Regions from separate parts of the Mus musculus genome. Here region 2 is linked to region 1. The links are chromatin loops, found by intact Hi-C in ENCODE. Cell type or tissue: heart. All regions are shown on one strand. Each heading gives the region's core, and the rest is flanking DNA. Links, peaks and the distances in the headings are about the cores only. Region 1 holds the start of LOC115487564 (a small nuclear RNA gene). Region 2 has its middle 36 kb from the start of Gm15270.

Region 1 (8,339 bases), core at 201-8,200:
ACTGGCCAATGGCAACGTCAGAAAACAACTTGACCGAGCCTTCTCATGTGCTTGGGTATCTTTCTACACATTTTCAAGACTAGTTCTGGTTTTTATGTGTTACACTTTTAAATTACAACTTAAGGTATCTTATCTCTTACCGACGTGAGACTATTTCAGGGTTTCCCAAGTGCTGGTGATTTGGACATGATCTAATTTAGGCATCTTTCACTCCCTGGGATGGCCAGAAGAGAGGGAGCCGATGTGGCTGGCAGGCACCTTCTGTGTGTCCCAAAGCTGTGATGACGCAGAGATGATGCCCCTTAGAGAGAACTGCTCTTCAGTCATGGTGTTAGGAAGTAGCTGGGCTTCCTTTCTGGGACTATCAGATCTCTTCATAGAGCCTGTCCGTGGTGAGGGCCATGTTGGGGGCTTTTATTTTATGAAATACCTGTAATCATCTTTTCATTGAGAAACCAATTATGAAGGCATTTGTTATTTAAGCAGATAATAAATAGAAATCTTTTTCATTAATTTGTGAGTTATTTCTTCATTCTATGGAACTTAGCCTAAAATAGTGTGCATTGTGTATAGTGTATAATACACACTTGACAAATATCCAGTGGCTGTTAACTTAGGATGAAGCGCCATCTGCAATATTACCCAAGCTTTAATAGGTACAGCCACTGTATATTTCATCAGAAACTGTAGTGTCTGTAAGAATAAACATAGTACTAGCAACTGCATATGATTGAAATTACTAAACTGCAATTAACTTCATGGGTATCATTTGAGTTTTTCTGTTGAAATGTTACAGGTTCCTCCAGCAGAGTCTGAGAAATAAAAGCTTACAGATGAATGACTATAAGATTGCCCTGCTATGTAACGCGTATTCCACAAACTCAGAGTGTTTTACGTTACCTATGGGAGCTCTGGTAGAAACTATTTATGGAAATGGAATTATGAGAGTGCCTCTCCCTGGAACGAGCTGTTTGGCCTCAGCATCAGTGACTCCCTTACCGATGAACCTCCTGGATTCACTGACGGTGCATGCCAAGATGAGGTGTGTGCTTATTCTCTATCTGGGAATTGATTTAAAGAAATCTGGTAATTTTTTTGTAATTACAGGTATGTGCGTGTACATGTGTGTATGGTCTGTGCATTTAAGAATGATTTCCTCACGTGCTCGCTTCGGCAGCACATATACTAAAATTGGGACAATACAGAGAAGATTAGCGTGGCCCCTGCGCAAGGATGACACGCAAATTCGTGAAGCGTTCCATATTTTTGTACCGAAGGAGCTGAAGGGGTCTGCAACCCTATAGGTGGAACAACAATATGAACTAACCAGTACCCCGGAGCTCTTGACTCTAGCTGCATATGTATCAGAAGATGGCCTAGTCGGCCATCACTGGGAAGAGAGGCCCATCAGACTTGCAAACTTTATATGCCCCAGTACAGGGGAACCCCAGGGCCAAGAAGTGGGAGTGGGTGGGTAGGGGAGCAGGGCGGGGGGAGGGGATAGGGAACTTTCGGGATAGCATTTGAAATGTAAATAAAGAAAATATCTAAAAAAAAAATGATTTCTTCAAAAAATTGAATGTTGTTAACTATAGAAACTATAGACTATGTAGAGGAGTGTAAGGCAGATGGTGACTTTATCCTTTTCACAAGAAAATGGAAAATCATTTTTGCATCTTTTTTTTCAATGAGTAAATTTATGATTTTATATATTGTGGAGAAAAGTGTGCTATTGTATCTCGGTTTTCTCCTGTAATAAACATCTTTTCATGTGGTTTTTCATCCAGAACAGTTTTGGATTGCTACAACAAAGTTTCTTATGAAGCCTGAGTGGCCACTCTATGTTGCTGGGTGTCGAGGGTTTGGTGGCTCCTATGTAGTAGGGAGATGTTGATGAAGGTTTCCTTCACAGCAGTCACTGTGGCGTCTGTAGTTGAGTTTGACTGTGTCTTTTTCTTAGAGTTTTTACTAAACAGCTTTCTGAAAGGAGAATTGCTGTGTCCTGGAATTTAAGATGTTATTGAATTACACACTGGGACACTTTTAGAGTTGTGTTTGTTTCCTGGAAGGCAGAAAAGCTTGTGTTGGCACTAGACCTCCAGTGCCCAGGGTAGCCAGGCTGGAGCTGTAGTGAGGCCTGGCACAGCATGCTGAGAAGTGGGTGTCAGTTCACACGGAGGCCGGCGTGTGGAGGCGCGTGGGACAGCAGTAGGGTCTCATCTTGGGCTGACAGTTCCCTCGGCGTGGGGAGTGGAACGCTGCCTGGTAACGCTGCTCACAGTCAGTCCTCGAGAAGGACTGTGCTCTCAAGTTTTAAGTACTGACGCAGAGTTAAGACAGCACTGTGATTAGGCCAGATACAGTGTCAGCCCTGCAAAAGCTGTGCTTTTTCCTCTCAGATGGTACCCATTGTGACAGACTGTGTGCTACTTCACTTGTATATGTGACAAATTTGAGCAAAGCCCTGCTAGAAGCGAACATGTGGGTCTTAGCGATAATTTATTAAATAATTTTGTGCTAAATGTTTTGTGATGAATGTGGTAAATGTTGCTCCTCTAAGGTACTTCTTACTGTTTGAGAGGAGAAGCTGGCTAAAAGCCCTCAGTCATGCTCCTATTTATGGTTTATATGGAGAGCTTGCTTTGCCCTGAGCAGGATCCCTGTGTGTATTCCAGCTACTACACCCCCAGCCCTAAAGTCCTGTGGAAACCGCAGTTTGTTTCCAGTTGTCCAGATGCCACTACCAAGAGTCTGATACAGCTTAAGCTTGTTAAGTGAGCCAGGTCCACTGGAACTATTGCATTTCAGGTTCCTACGTCTCTGCCTCTGAGAAGAACAACTGTGTTCATAGACACGGGTTCTCATTTTCTTCTTCTTTCCTCGTCAGCCTTATTCACAGCATTGCAACCAGAGTGATAAAACTGGCTCATACGAAATCCAGTGTTGCGCTGGCTCCAGCCCTAGTGGAAACTTACAGCCGTTTACTGGTCTACATGGAAATTGAGTCTTTGGGCATCAAAGGATTTATCAGTAAGAGAAACTTTGCTGCTGTTTCTAATGATTAACAAGTCAGTATGAGAATGAAGCAGGGAGCAAGTGTCTGACGTGAGGCCAGCCTGCTGAGACAGGACAGGGATGAAGCAGGCAACGACAGATGCATGCTTTGGGGCAGAGATGGGTGCTGTGGGAGTCAAAGGGCAGAACAGGCCTCCCTTAGTGTCTGAGGTGGGAGGGAGCATGGCAAGAAATATGCTGCTCATAAGCCCCAAGTAGGACTGGGCCTCTCCTGCACATTCGTTCTTAGATGAAGCACTGCTGCCGCCATGAGGCGAGGCGGGGCAAGGTGAGGCTGAGTGTGGCCATGGGAAGGAGTTGTCATCCAGTGCAGCGACAGCGTGTTTAGTGTTTAGCAGTTCTGAATAATAGGTACTCTCCGACTGCAGGCACTTTTCTGATTCATTTCACCTGCAGTATGAGTTTTAACCATAGTAACTTTTTCCCAGAAGTGAACCCAGCTTTCTTTTGGATGGAAGAAAGAATGAACAAGGAAAGACATTAGGTTTTTTGTTTTGGTCTAGGTTTTGACTTTTTTGAGATAGTGTCTCCTGTTGTCCAGGCTAGGCTGGCCTCCCGACTCCTTATGTAAGTGAGTCTGGCTCTGAACTCTTGCCTCTTGCCTCTGCTTCCCGAGTGCTGGAATTGTGTGCCCCCATGGCTGGCTTGTCTTGTCTTAGCTTTCTTCCTTTCCCTCCCTCCCTCCCTTCTCCTTCCCTCCCTCCCTTCCTTCCTTCCTTCTTTCCTTTTTTTCTTTCTTTGGTGTTACAAAAGTGATTCTGTTTGAATTACACTAGTTGCAATGGTGTACACCTGAAGTCTCAGCTGAGGAAGTTCACTGCCAGTCTGGGTAATGGAGCCCTTGGCTTCAATTGCCAGCAGTATTAAAACACACACACACACACACACACACACACACACACACATGGAAATGAATCTCATACTCAGAAGTGGGAAACCTTGACTCTATAAAAATACCCAAAAGGTAACTGTGATGTGCGGCAGACCAGAAGGGCTCTTTTGGTTTTGGTTGGTTGGTTTTTGTTTTATTTTTGTGTGGTTGCTTTCATTTTATTTTTCCATATTAACCTGAGGCTGGCATGTCAAACTCTAGAAAGGAAAGATAAACTCAGAGTGTATTTAGGCTCTGGATTTTTTACCCCTACAATTGTAGTGGAAATATGTAAATACTTGTGTGTGTGTGTGTATGTCTGTGTTTATAGTCATTTTCACATACATCCTGAGCGACATTCTTCTGATATATACAGGGATGTCCTTTTGCTAACTGGTCCCTGGAATTCTGCCCTGGTAGGTCAGCTCCTGCCCACTGTCTTCAAGTCCCACGCCTGGGGCATCCTGCACACACTGCTGGAGATGTTCAGCCACCGAATGCACCACATTCAGCCCCACTACCGAGTTCAGCTCCTGAGCCATCTCCACACACTGGCTGCAGTCGCACAGACCAACCAGAACCAGCTCCATCTGTGGTGAGTGAGCAGCCTGCAGGCTGCCTCCCCTAGGGTTTAGTCCACCCATGCTTGGAAGTGGGGGTCTTAATCCCCCTGCCCCCAGGTCCTTTTTTTTTCTTATTTGCTGTAAAATTAAAATTCTGCTTATAAGACAAAAGAGTGAAACCCAAGTTTTTAAAAGAATTTGGATTTACATGTTTCAAGTCATGATTAAAGTACCATTTTATGGAAGGCAGAGACAAACAGATCTATCTGTGAATTCAAGGCCAGCCTGGTCTACACAATGAGCTCCAGAACAACCAGGGCAGAGAAACCATGTTTTGAATACCAAAAAAAGGTATCATTTCAATTTTGATTTAAGTGAAAACATATTTCGGATGGAAATCTGTAACTTAATGGAGGAGGGGACACAGTCTCGTGTAGCATAAGCGGACCTTGAATTCATTTTTGTAGCCAACACAAGATCTAAAATCTGATCCCCGTGCCTCTGCCTCCTAAATGCTGATTCTCTTAGAGTTGTATTCTGTGAAGAGAGACACCATGACCATGGCAGCTCTTATAAGGGAAAAGCATTGAATTGGGGCTGGCTTACAGCTCCGAGTTTCAGTCCATTATCATCATGAAGGGAAGCATGGTGGCATGCAGGCAGACATGGTGCTGAAGAAGGAGCTGAGAGTCCAGCTTCTGAGGCCTCAAAGCCCACCTCTTAATCACATCTCTCTTCCAGGGAAGCCACCTGGACTCCAGGTCCCCACCTCCTAACAGTGCCACTCCCTATGCACCTATGGAGGCCATCTTTATTCAAACCACTGTGCTGACTGCGCAGGTGTGTGCTGCCTACCTAGTAGTGAGGTGCCATCTCTCTAGGAGAAGGGTTTTCTTCTAGTCTATGTGTACAAGGTCAGCTGTTTTGCATTGTAAAATTTAGCATCAAAAAGGGAAGGTTATTTCTATGAACGAGTATAAATGAATGAAGCATAAAGAATGTAATCTTTGTGCTATCACATGTTCACAACTCTGCAATTGGGTCTGCCGACATACATGTGAACTGTGCGTTCCTGCTTTCAGTGTGGAGAGCACTGCACTGAGGCTCATCACAGCCCTGGGAAGCTCAGAGGTCCAGCCGCAGTTCACGCGTTTCCTCAATGATCCCAAAACAGTGCTGTCCGCCGAATCTGAAGAGCTGAACCGAGCCTTGATCCTGACCTTAGCCAGAGCAACCCACGTCACAGGTAGAGATCCTGCAAGGGATGTTAGCATACACTGTGCAGCTCCTCTCACACCGTGAGAGCACATGCGAGGGAGGTGCCTTTCAGGAAAGCAAGCCCGTGGCTCTGGTCTCTCCTCAGAATCGGCTAAAGGCGGGAGGAGCTCATGGCACTGCCATTCTAAGGAAATTCCCAAAGGTTTTCTTTTTATGGATTTCCATCTGTATATAAATAAGAATATTAGTAATTAAAATAGAGAAGTTTAAAAAGAACTTATTCATTTAAAAATACTGTAGCATGTAACCTTAGCGTAAGTAACATGTAAAAAGTAGTTTCTATAGCACAACTCTGACAGGAGGGGAGTGGAGCCTTTGTTTTAGTTTATTGTTTAATGGTTGTCCTTTAATGTCTGCGTAAGCAAACGTAGGTTTTCATAGGTGGTCTGTCTCACAGCATCTATCTGCTTCAGTGTATGATGCTGGGGTGGTTAGAGCACATGAGGAGAGCATGGCGTTTCAGACGCCTCAGGCTTTTCAGATAACTGCGTGTCCTCTGTCTGTTTTTGAAAGTTCCTTCAAGATGAGCTGTATGTGAAACCCTGGCCCTGCCCATGGACTTTCGCACTTTGCTGCCCCATGGTCCGCTGGCCTATTTTTTAGATTGAGTACATTTTTAATGTATGTGTCTTTTATCAGTTCGTCCTTTGGAAAACATTCCCTGTAGCAAATGTGAACACACCTTATTATAATTCCATAACATTGTGTGTGTTGATACCACTATAAATTTTGTAAGAATATCTTTACATCTGGGAAAACACTCACACTCGTGGACAGGAGCCTTTCCAGTTTCTAATTTCCACCTGAAACATCAGCCTCAGCATCTGGAGAAGACGCTGTCCTTCTGTCTTTCGTTTCTCTTAAAACAACAGGGTGAATTAATTTTTGAGAGAGTGTCTGCCAGATGTTTACATCTGCATAATTACTGGCTTTTCTGTCAGATATTCTTCTACCTAAAATTGAAATTCTGTGCAGAAAGGCAGCTGTTGCACCTGAGTCCTGTCATTTCCCTCACACTCCTTGCACTGTGGCACACCATGCACATTCCACACACAGTGGGAGTGGGTCTGTATGTGCTCATTTGTACAGCATCATTGACAGTATTTTCATTCATTTTTAATTGACACATAAAAAGAATCTTACTATTTATGGGATATCACATGATATTTCCACACATATGTGTACATTGAGTAATGTCCAAGGCAAGGTAATTTACCTGCTTAAAATTTTTCTTCTGTTTGTAGTAACATTCAAAGTCCCTCCTGATAACTTTAATATTTTTAATTTATAGGACATTAGCCGTGATCTTAACTGAGACGGGTACCTTTTGTCCTTGTTGAAATCAGGTGGTGTATAATAGTGTAGTCTGGTGCCTTCTTTGAAGTGTGCAGAGAGCCAGGCATTTCACTGTACCATTGAGAAATGCTAAGGATAGCCGAGAATTATTATCTGAGTATCTCTGAACACATCAAATTCTTGAAAAGACAGTAGGACTAGCTATAGCAGCAAAGGCTTGTAATCTTAGCACATGGAGAGTTTGAGGCAGGAGGATTGCACAGTTGAGGTAAACCTAGACTTTATTGCAAAACCTTATCTCAAAAAATGAAAAGAAGGATGGAAAGGACACCTGCAACTGCTAGAAACCATCAGACCACACTTTGAGAGGTGTTTGTTTAAGAAAGGAAAGGGAAGATACCAGATTTACCAGTTCCAGCTACGGCGTTGTAAACTGTTATTTCCTGTAAGTAAACATCTGGATTTAGAGATTTGCATTTGACAGGGCGTGTGTAGTCCGACATCTGCTTTTTCAGTTCCATTCCCTTGGCCCAGGAAAGACTATTAAAAATAAAAAGGACTCTAAAGTCCTTTGTTGTCTCTTCACTAATGGTGCTCCTATTTTCTCACAAAAAGTCCTGGTCACTCCTAGTTATTCTCCAAGTAAGAGGTGTAGATCCTAAGTACAATGTAGGTCCCCAGAGAGCGAGCGTCCTGCACTGAGACATCTCAGTGAGACATCTCAGGGTGCTTTGGCTTGCTTTGACAGTACGTAGTTTGGGTCATGGAGATCTGACTCCTGTCTGTTTGTTTAGATTTTTTTACAGGATCTGATTCAATACAGGGAACTTGGTGTAAAGATATCCTTCAGACCATCATGAACTTTACTCCTCATAACTGGGCTTCACATACCCTTAGCTGTTTTCCAGCCCCTCTGCAGGTAATTTGGTTCGGAATTACGTATTAAATACATGGTAATCTCTTCTTCCAGTCACTGTGGCTTTCTAGGGAGTGCTTGACCTGGTAATAGCTGAAGAAAATTGGCTGTTTCCTTTTTGAAAATTCTTCTTCTTACTTCCAAAGTCTCTTGAATTCCTTCCCATCCTCTCGAGGATTAAATGTGCTCCTGAGAAAGCAATTGTGATGGCTTCAGTTTCTAAATGAACACCTTTAGAATCTCACAGGAGTTAGCACAACACCTGAAAACTTGTGTCCTAACACTAAGACGGAGGAGAATAAGCTTCAGTGAAACCCCTTAGAGCATAAAGGAGCTACGT
Region 2 (8,339 bases), core at 59-8,058, 270 kb before region 1:
CTTTTAAGTAATAAAGGACCCAGTGCAGGTGGGTGTGTTTGTGGAATTCTGTAAGCGTAGAATACAAAGTTTAGTGACTATTTGAACTGGGCTGAGGCTGGTAAGACTATAAAGCAGCGGCCCATAAGGACTCTTAAGCGCTGGAGCAAAGGAGCCGCCCCGCTTCCCGCTTCCCAGTCTGCCTAGCCCAGCGGGGGCTGCCCCCATTCCTATAGCCCAGGGACCCAGCTTGCAATTGGTAGTGTCAGACGTGGCATGTAGCTTTGCCTTGGTTGTGAGATGATTTCATGGGGGGGGGGGGGGGAATTCCTTGGAGGCTCAGAGCAACTGGCCCAAACTCTCCTCCAGTTGGAGGCTCGAGCGCCCTCAGAAAGGACCCTGGCCGATGTCCCCGCAGAGCTGAGGTGCTGTTGTCAGGGCTAACTTGAAATCTCTTCCCGTGGTGCCCATCCTCTGACTCTATAGCACCAGCTTGGACAGGTTGAGGTCTCTGTGGCTTTGTTGAGGCTGCTTAAGCATTCTCACCACCATGTCCCTCTTCTGCATTAGCACTGCCTCCTGCTGCAATAATTTAATAAAGTCTTTGTAGTCACTCAGTCAAAAATAAAAAATAAAAATAAAAAACATAATGCTTCGTACAACTGCTAAAAAAAAAATGAGAACTTGGGTATATATTAAAGATAAATGTGCTGAAAACTCCAGACACTCGTAAAAGAAAGACTGGATCAGTTGTAATCACAGACTGATCGACAGAGTAAAAATTTTACCTCTCCCCTAACTGACACCCATGTCACTGCACTGGTGTAATTCTTTCTGTGGCGCTAGAGCAGTGATCTCAACTTTCCTCGGGCTGCAATCAGTTAACACAGTCCCTCATGCGGTGGCGACCTCCAACCTTCACAATCCATAACAATTTGCTACTGTTATGAATCTTAATGTAAATATTTGATATGTGACCGTGCCAAGGGTTGTAGCCCACCGGTTGAGAACCACTTCTCCAGCGACTTATTTTGTTTGTTGGTGGGCTCACTGGGGTTTGGGTATGTAAACAATTGTGACACCTATAAACTTAGTCTCATTTCTCCTTTCTGAGCCTGTATTATTTTATTTCCGTTTTCCTTATTCTACTGGCTCGGGCATATCGCACCATGTTTGAAGTGGCAGAGAGTTATCGGGACATAGACACTTTGCCTTGTTCCAGCTATAACCAGAATAGAAACCCCTGCTGCCCCTCGGTATGGGTGCCAACGAGCAGACAGGATCAGTGCTTCCCTCAGAGGGCTGGCAACCTGGTGGAGAAGCATGACTTTCTCCAGTAACAAGTTTTATAAGAAACCAGAACACCGACCATTCAGTCCTGCCTCTCTGGTCACGTTGCTCCTCTTGTCTTTGGATTCGTCATGCTGGTGGGTTTGTCCTTATTTCCTCTTGCCCGCCCTCCTTGTTATCACCCTTCCCTGTGTAGGGAGTTTTATACACCCAGGCCAGCCTTTGAGTCACCATTCTTCCCAACCATTATCTGAGTTACCTTTAGGTTAAAGATTAACTCCCGTCAGTTAACAATGTGCGCTTTCTGGGCAGCACACAGTGTGTGCGTCCAGATTCCTGCATACAGTGAGAAGTACAAATGGCCTCTCATGACTCAAGAGAGACAAGAGCCTCTATCCTTTTCAACAGTATGAAGTACAAGTGTGCTCATTTAGAGCTTAAAGTGTCCCCATCTGTCCCCTTCACTATCAAGGCTCAGCAGGATGTGTGCTTTGAGAAAGCCATCAGTGTCTTGGAGTCTGTGCAGATCGATAAAACAAAAGCATCCAAAACAGATATAAAAATGAATCGGCAAGCTTGGGAGGATTCACCCTCCTTGATTTTAACACTCAACATGAATGGAGGATATCCACAGCAGGACAGACAGATAAACAGACTGAGGAGTCAGAATAGATACTCCAATGTGAGTCCACAGAAATACACCCAGCTCTTCCTGACAAGGGCCTACAAGCAAGTCAGTACAAAGAGAACGCCATTTCGCCATGCAGTGGTCGAGTTATTAAGGGAGGAGTATGAACCTCAATCTAAACCTTACAGATGGTTCAAAATCTGACCCCAAACTGTAAAAGTTTTAGAAGATATTATAGATAAAAATCTTCAGGATCTAGACTTGATGAAAAATTATCTCATTGACTCAACATTATAATTCGTAGGAGAAAAAAATTAAAATAAAACCAAGTTAAAATTAACTAAAGTTTAAAGTATTTGTGATGGAAAAGATCCTATTATAAGAGTCTGAAAAAGAAGGCACATGGTGTGAGAATATATCTGCAACTACTGCAGCGCCGGATCTAGAATTTGAAAAAAAAAATCAGCATGTAACAAAAAAATTAAGTAATTTCCAGGAAGTATGCAAAAGATATAATAAGATATTTTTAAAAGAAGAATTTACAAATGGTAAATAGTCCCATTGAAATATATTCAACACCCGTAGGAAACTGTACAAATTTTGACTGCTATAAGATATCTATAAAAGCAAATGTGAAAAATACGTGGATTTAGAACAAGTGACCATATAAAGTATTACAGCTGCTGTGGGGAATAAAGACCCAGATACGCACTTACTGCGTAACAAAGCAACTCTCTTCATGGTCACTAAACACACAGAAATAAAAACATTTTGTTCACACAAAACCTGGGAACCCCATAGTTGTTCTATATGAAACAGATTAAAAACTAGAAATCTTCCACAAAATGCCCATCCGAGGGGAATGAGTAACCCGAGTTGTACATCACGTCAAGGACCTTATTTGCTGATATAAAGTAACATAAAGGGACTGGGCACAGGAAGGTGTGCCAAGTGGGGAACGCTTTCAAAAGGTTGCATTGTGTGTCTCTATGTACGTGGTGAGAGTTAGTGAAGGCTGGTGCGTTCATTTTAGTAAACAAAGGAATGGATGAGTGATTTCAGGGATGGGTGTAGGAGTTTGATGCTTATACGCAGAACATTTTGGTGAATGAAAATTCTTATCGTTTAGTAACAGGACAACTTACTGAAAGCGGTCTTGCTCCTACGATCCTTTTTCTTTAAGCAGAACAATTCCAAGACTGGCCAGCAGGGGGCGAACAATTCCTCAGCGCAGAGCGACCGCTGTTTAGTTTTTTCTGCAGCTCACATTCATTCTGCCCTGATGCTCTTACATGGGGGCGGTTTTTTACATTTCTTGTGATTTGTTTGTTTGTTTGTTTCATATTAGTAACAATCAAGCGTGTTTTCCATCTGTACCCAGGACTTAACATCCGTCATAGCAACGCAACCTTCCACATTCACTGTGATTTTTTTTAAGTGATGGTTTATAAATCAAAACATAAAATTCTAATTTTAACTAATTTGAAGCAAATTACATTTCAGTAGCATTAAATATATTATCATTGTTTAGGACAAGATATCAAAAAAAATTTCATCCTAGGCTGGGCATGGTGGCTCATACCTCTGATCAGAGCACTCACGAGGCAAGGATCTCTGTGAGTTCGAGGCCAGTCTTGTCTACAGCGTGAGTTCCAGGACATCTAGGCCTACATAGAGAACCCTGTCTCAAAAACAGAACAATGCTTTCATCCTATAAAGCACTGAATGACTGTTTATGCCCCGCCCCCTTTCCCTAACTCCAGGCAAACTCCATGCTACTGTCTGTGTCTGCAAATGTGACTTATTTAGATTCTCTCATCTGAGTATTCGGACCCACACCTTCCAAGTCTATCCAAGCAGGAACATGTAGGAGAAGGGCATCTCACTGTGTGTGTCCACGCGCCACCTTCTGTTCACGTATCAGTGGCTGCGATGAGTCCTGCTGCTGTCTATAGAGGAATATGGAATCAGCACACATACCGAAATGGCTTGGGTCTCTTTAAGGAACAAATACATGTACAGAAGCAGAGCCAGACCTGCTCGTTGTTATATCTGTGTGCTTCTCCAAATGCCAACTAGCCTAGGAATTACACCGAATCTACTTGAAAGATCTGCATGACGGACTCTGGCGGTGATGGGCAGCACCTGCCAACGCTGCGTGCTGGGTTTTAAGGTCACGATGTCGTAAAACTGTGGCAACTGACTCTGACTATAGGAGACTATAGTTAGTCTCCTTCACACAACTCAAGGGTTAGAGGGCAGAATACTTCCAAAGGGGCAGATTGTCTTACAAGGAAAAGGTGGGCACAAGAATGACGTAAACCACCACCACCCCTCTGGAGAAACCACATCAAAAGCTTCCGAAATACAGACGAGGCTCCAACTTATCTTGCCAATCTTCTTATAGAAGAAGAAAAGTATTCAGAGAGCATGAGGGGTGGTGGGTGTCCTACATGGGGATGGTAGGAGGGAGCGATGAAAAGGGAGAAAATTATGTAATTATATTTTAATTTCAAAAGATAAAAATTAAAGGGGGCTGGAGAGATGGCTCAGCTGTTAAGAGCACTAACTACTCTTCCAAAGGTCCTGAGTACAAATCCCAGCAACCACATGGTGGCTCACAACCACCCATAATGAGATCTGACTCCCTCTTCTGGTGTGTCTGAAGACAGCTACAGTATACTGACATATAATAATAAATAAATCTCTTTTTTAAAAAAAAAGTAAAAAGAGGGCTGGTGAGATGGTTAAGAGCACTGACTGCTCTTCTGGAGGTCATGAGTTCAAATTCTAGCAACCACATGGTGGCTCACAACCCCCTGTAATGAGAAACAAATAGAAACCTTTGGGTCTGGGGAGGGAGTGGGGAAGGGCGGAGCGAGGGGGAGGGGCAGAGCGAGTGAGGGGGGTGGGAGGGAATGGGGGCCAGAGCAAGAGGGAGAAGGGAAAGAGAGAAAAAGAAAAAGAGAAAGAAGCCGGGCGTGGTGGCGCACGCCTTTAATCCCAGCACTTGGGAGGCAGAGACAGGCGGATTTCTGAGTTCGAGGCCAGCCTGGTCTACAAAGTGAGTTCCAGGACAGCCAAGACTATACAGAGAAACCCTGTCTCGAAAAACCAAAAAAAAAAAAAAAAAAAAAAAGAAAAAGAGAAAGAAACAGGCTGTGGATTGTCACTCATCCATCCCCTCTTCTGACAGGTATGTGATAGAAATTGGTTATCTGATCTCACTAAGGCTACACAAGTCTCCGTTCTATTTTTTTGTCCCTGTTCTTTCTTTCTTCGGATAGGAGCATTTCTGGGTTAAAAACTTTGAGATGGGTGAGTGGCCCCATCCCTCAACCAGTGGCCATGCCTATCTACTGGAGGTGGTCTCCACAGGTTCTATCTCCCCCTTCTCTGCACATTTTGGCTAAAGTTATCCCCATTGGGTCCTGGTGGCTTCATGTTTCCCTGGTGTCTGGGACCCTCCAGTGGCTATCCCCAGTTCCTCATCCCCCCTGCTGTAGATTTTTGTTTGATTTCCTGACCCTCTGTACCTCTCTCAAATCTCCTCCAGTTCCTGATACTGTCGCCCTTATTTCCTTCCCCTCCTTTCTTCCTTCCCAGCCTCTCTCTTATTTGTGTTTTGAAACAAATTGTCAGCTCACCCTCAGAAAGCATCCAGCAGTTTGTGTAACAATCCCCAGGCTATGCCTGTTCAGGGTCCCACCTCCCTTGCCATGACTGAAACTTTACATTTTGCGTCTATTCTCGAGTGCCAAGCACAGAAAAATAGTTTTGTATTTTAAATGTGACTTCATAAATGAGTGAAAAGATTTTCCTGTGTTTGTTGACGTTTCTGTTTCCCATGAATATCATAGACCACATGTTCACTCCTCCGTCGAGAAGTAAAGTCTTTCTCGATCCATTCTGCTCTTTCTTTAGAGTGATTTTTCTGCTCCCGGTGCACCAAGAGCACATTCACTTCAAGATCTCTTCTGGGGATCTGAGGAGATGTCTCAGTAGGTAGATGCACTTGCTGTGAACACTGAAGGCCTTAGTTCAAATCACTAAAGCCTATGTAAAAATCCAGGCGCGTCCTTTTAATCCCCCACTGGCAGACAGGGAAAGCAGGTTACTGGGGATCACTGGCTGTCAACCTAGCTCTTAATAAAGTGAGAGAATCTTTCTTAAAGGACTGGGGACTGGAGCATCTTACATACATCACACATGCACACATGTGCACACACACTAAAATAAAATCGAAAATAAATTTACTTAGAAGGCATTATTCTGGTTTAGACGGAAACTTTGATGAGTGAACTTTAACGTGATAAATGTGATTTTAAGCAAACACTATGACATCTTGTTTAGAGGCTAAAGTTCCTCGCCATGGTTAGAATGAGAGTGTTCCAGTTACAGACTTATCAGGGAAGTCGTTTAGCACAAAAGCTTGTTTGGGTTTTTTTGTTGTTGTTGTTGGGGGGGGGGGGTTCGAGACAGGGTTTCTCTGTATAGCCCTGGCTGTCCTGGAGCTCACTTTGTAGACCAGGTTGGCCTCGAACTCAGAAACCCACCTGCCTCTGCCTCCCAGGGGTGCTAGGATTAAAGGCGTGCGCCACCACGCCCCGCTAGCACAAACATTTTAAAGGAAAGAAGCCGCCTGGCCTGCTGCGAGTGGGTGTAATAGGAGTTGTCAGCTGCACCATCACGTGATTCATCTCGAAGAAGCCTTTTGGTTCTGTCAGCTTTTCATGGGACAGCGACGGATAGGATGATTGTGGCGACACAGCACTGTTAGTTCTCTGAACCTGAGCCTAGTTTCATCCCATGACCTTGGATTTCACAGACAGGAAGTAGTGGGGAAATATTTCTCCTCCCTGGGAAGATACCCAGAAGCAGATGACAGCTGGCTTGTCCCAGCTGCTGTCTGGTTGCTGCTAGCTCTTTGCCTCTTTCCAGAAGGTCTGGTGTGACTCGGTGGGTGTGATAACCCAGGCACTTGCACACACGGCCACCTTTGTCAAGTGTGTGCAACTCTGCCAGCAGTGTGCTGCAGCTCTGTGGTGTGCTTTGTGTGAGAAGGCAAAGCCCAGTAAAGGCTTTTTTCCCTCCTCCATCAGAGGGCAGCAGGCTTTCTCCAGGGTGGAGTCACGGAACCAATTGTAAAAGGCCCTTGAAAGGCAACTTTACTCTTTTTAACTTAAAAAATATTCTGATTGTGCACCAGTACAGTATCTATAAATAAACTTCTTTTTAAAAGTAACCCACTAAAGCTGGAGCCGTGGAAGGCTTGCTTTTGAAATCCCAGCACATGGGAGGTAGAAGGGTCCTGAGTTTCTTCAGAGGAAATGAGGGCAGCCTGGGCTACAAGAGACCTTGACTCAAAAAAAAAAAAATAGTCAGAATTAAATGAATACAGAAATTGAAAATACCAACCGTATTTCCCGTGCAATTGTGCCCTAACCTTCCTGCAATGTGTGTGCCCTCAAGTGGATGTTTTGGTAGGAATGACCCAATGTTATCTGCTCACTGGGCATGCTTTGAAGGTCTGTCCTAGACAGAAATGGATGTAAAGTTTGTTTCTGCTTTTAGTAACTTGTGACTTTGGCAACATGACAATAAATATCTGAAAAATTATATGTCAATGTGAAAACATGCTTGTAACCACTGGGAAAAGTTTGCTGCACTACTGACCTACAGTCCCCGTGAAACAGAACACTTGCAGACCATAAACCTTATCAGCTCCGGGAACCAGTTCAAAGGCTATAGTCATATCAGGCTCAGCATAGAGTCCAGGCAGGGAAGTGTCTGTGGCCGGTCTGTCCTCGTCAGCATCTGTTGTCTTAGGAAGTTTGTGGTGATGACGTTCTCTTTAAGAAGAGATCATGGCAGATCCCTGGGCCCCTGTAGGAGCTAATAATCTTTTACACTGATAACCACATCACCCCGTGGTTTGTATGTGATGTCTTCCCCATAGGCTTGTATTTGAACACGTGGCCCCACCTCACGGTGCTGTTTGGGAAAGTCATGAAGCCTGCAGGAGAGACTGCGCTTGAACAGGGGGAAACATGGGGGCGGGCCTTGAGGTTTTGTAGCCTGATCCCTACTTCCTGTTTTCTCTCTCCTTCCTTACCGCCAGTGACAGCCTTCTGCCCCTGCTTCCAAGCTTTTCTTGCCATAATGCACTGTATTCCCTTGTCACTGAAGGCATCTCCTTGCTGGAATGTGTAAAGCCATTGTGGGGTCCACTTAAATCCAACAGAGCTCAAAGACCAGGTCAGTGCAGATGACAAAAAAATGTATTGTAATCACGCTGTTACTGATCCATCCGGGCCAGAGAACAGACTCTAGAGCCGAACTGCATCCGTGAAGCGAAGTTGTACAGCACATTTAAGGATGAGACCACAAACTGAGGAGGAACGGGGTGGGCTGTAGCACCGTCCAATCATATTTTGACACG

What was found. Hi-C counts contacts between places; a loop is a spot of excess contacts. Peaks named below come from ENCODE experiments on the same cell type or tissue, not always from the same donor. Only the 100,000 strongest peaks of a DNase experiment are listed, where the experiment ranks them.
Region 2: it touches region 1 in a loop (11-fold over the local background); 2 of 42 quality-filtered maps call a loop at or near these places.

The regions. Positions count from the first base shown.
Region 1 is chr10:24,892,819-24,901,157 of GRCm38, forward strand. Med23 (mediator complex subunit 23) reads left to right here. Exons shown (of 30, transcript NM_001166416.1): 15 at 797-1,042; 16 at 2,888-3,030; 17 at 4,367-4,541; 18 at 5,592-5,755; 19 at 7,878-8,002. LOC115487564 (a small nuclear RNA gene) reads left to right here and starts at 1,162; the gene lies at 1,162-1,268. In heart, for the core only: a CTCF peak has its summit at 3,330; no DNase peak of the experiment used is centred there.
Region 2 is chr10:24,627,761-24,636,099 of GRCm38, forward strand. No RefSeq gene overlaps it. Among named protein-coding and RNA genes, the nearest start is that of Gm15270, 36 kb to the left of the region's middle. In heart, for the core only: CTCF peaks have their summits at 3,089 (motif pointing right) and 7,005 (motif pointing right); DNase peaks (open chromatin) are centred at 6,771 and 7,981; H3K27ac peaks cover 535 bases; H3K27me3 peaks cover 199 bases.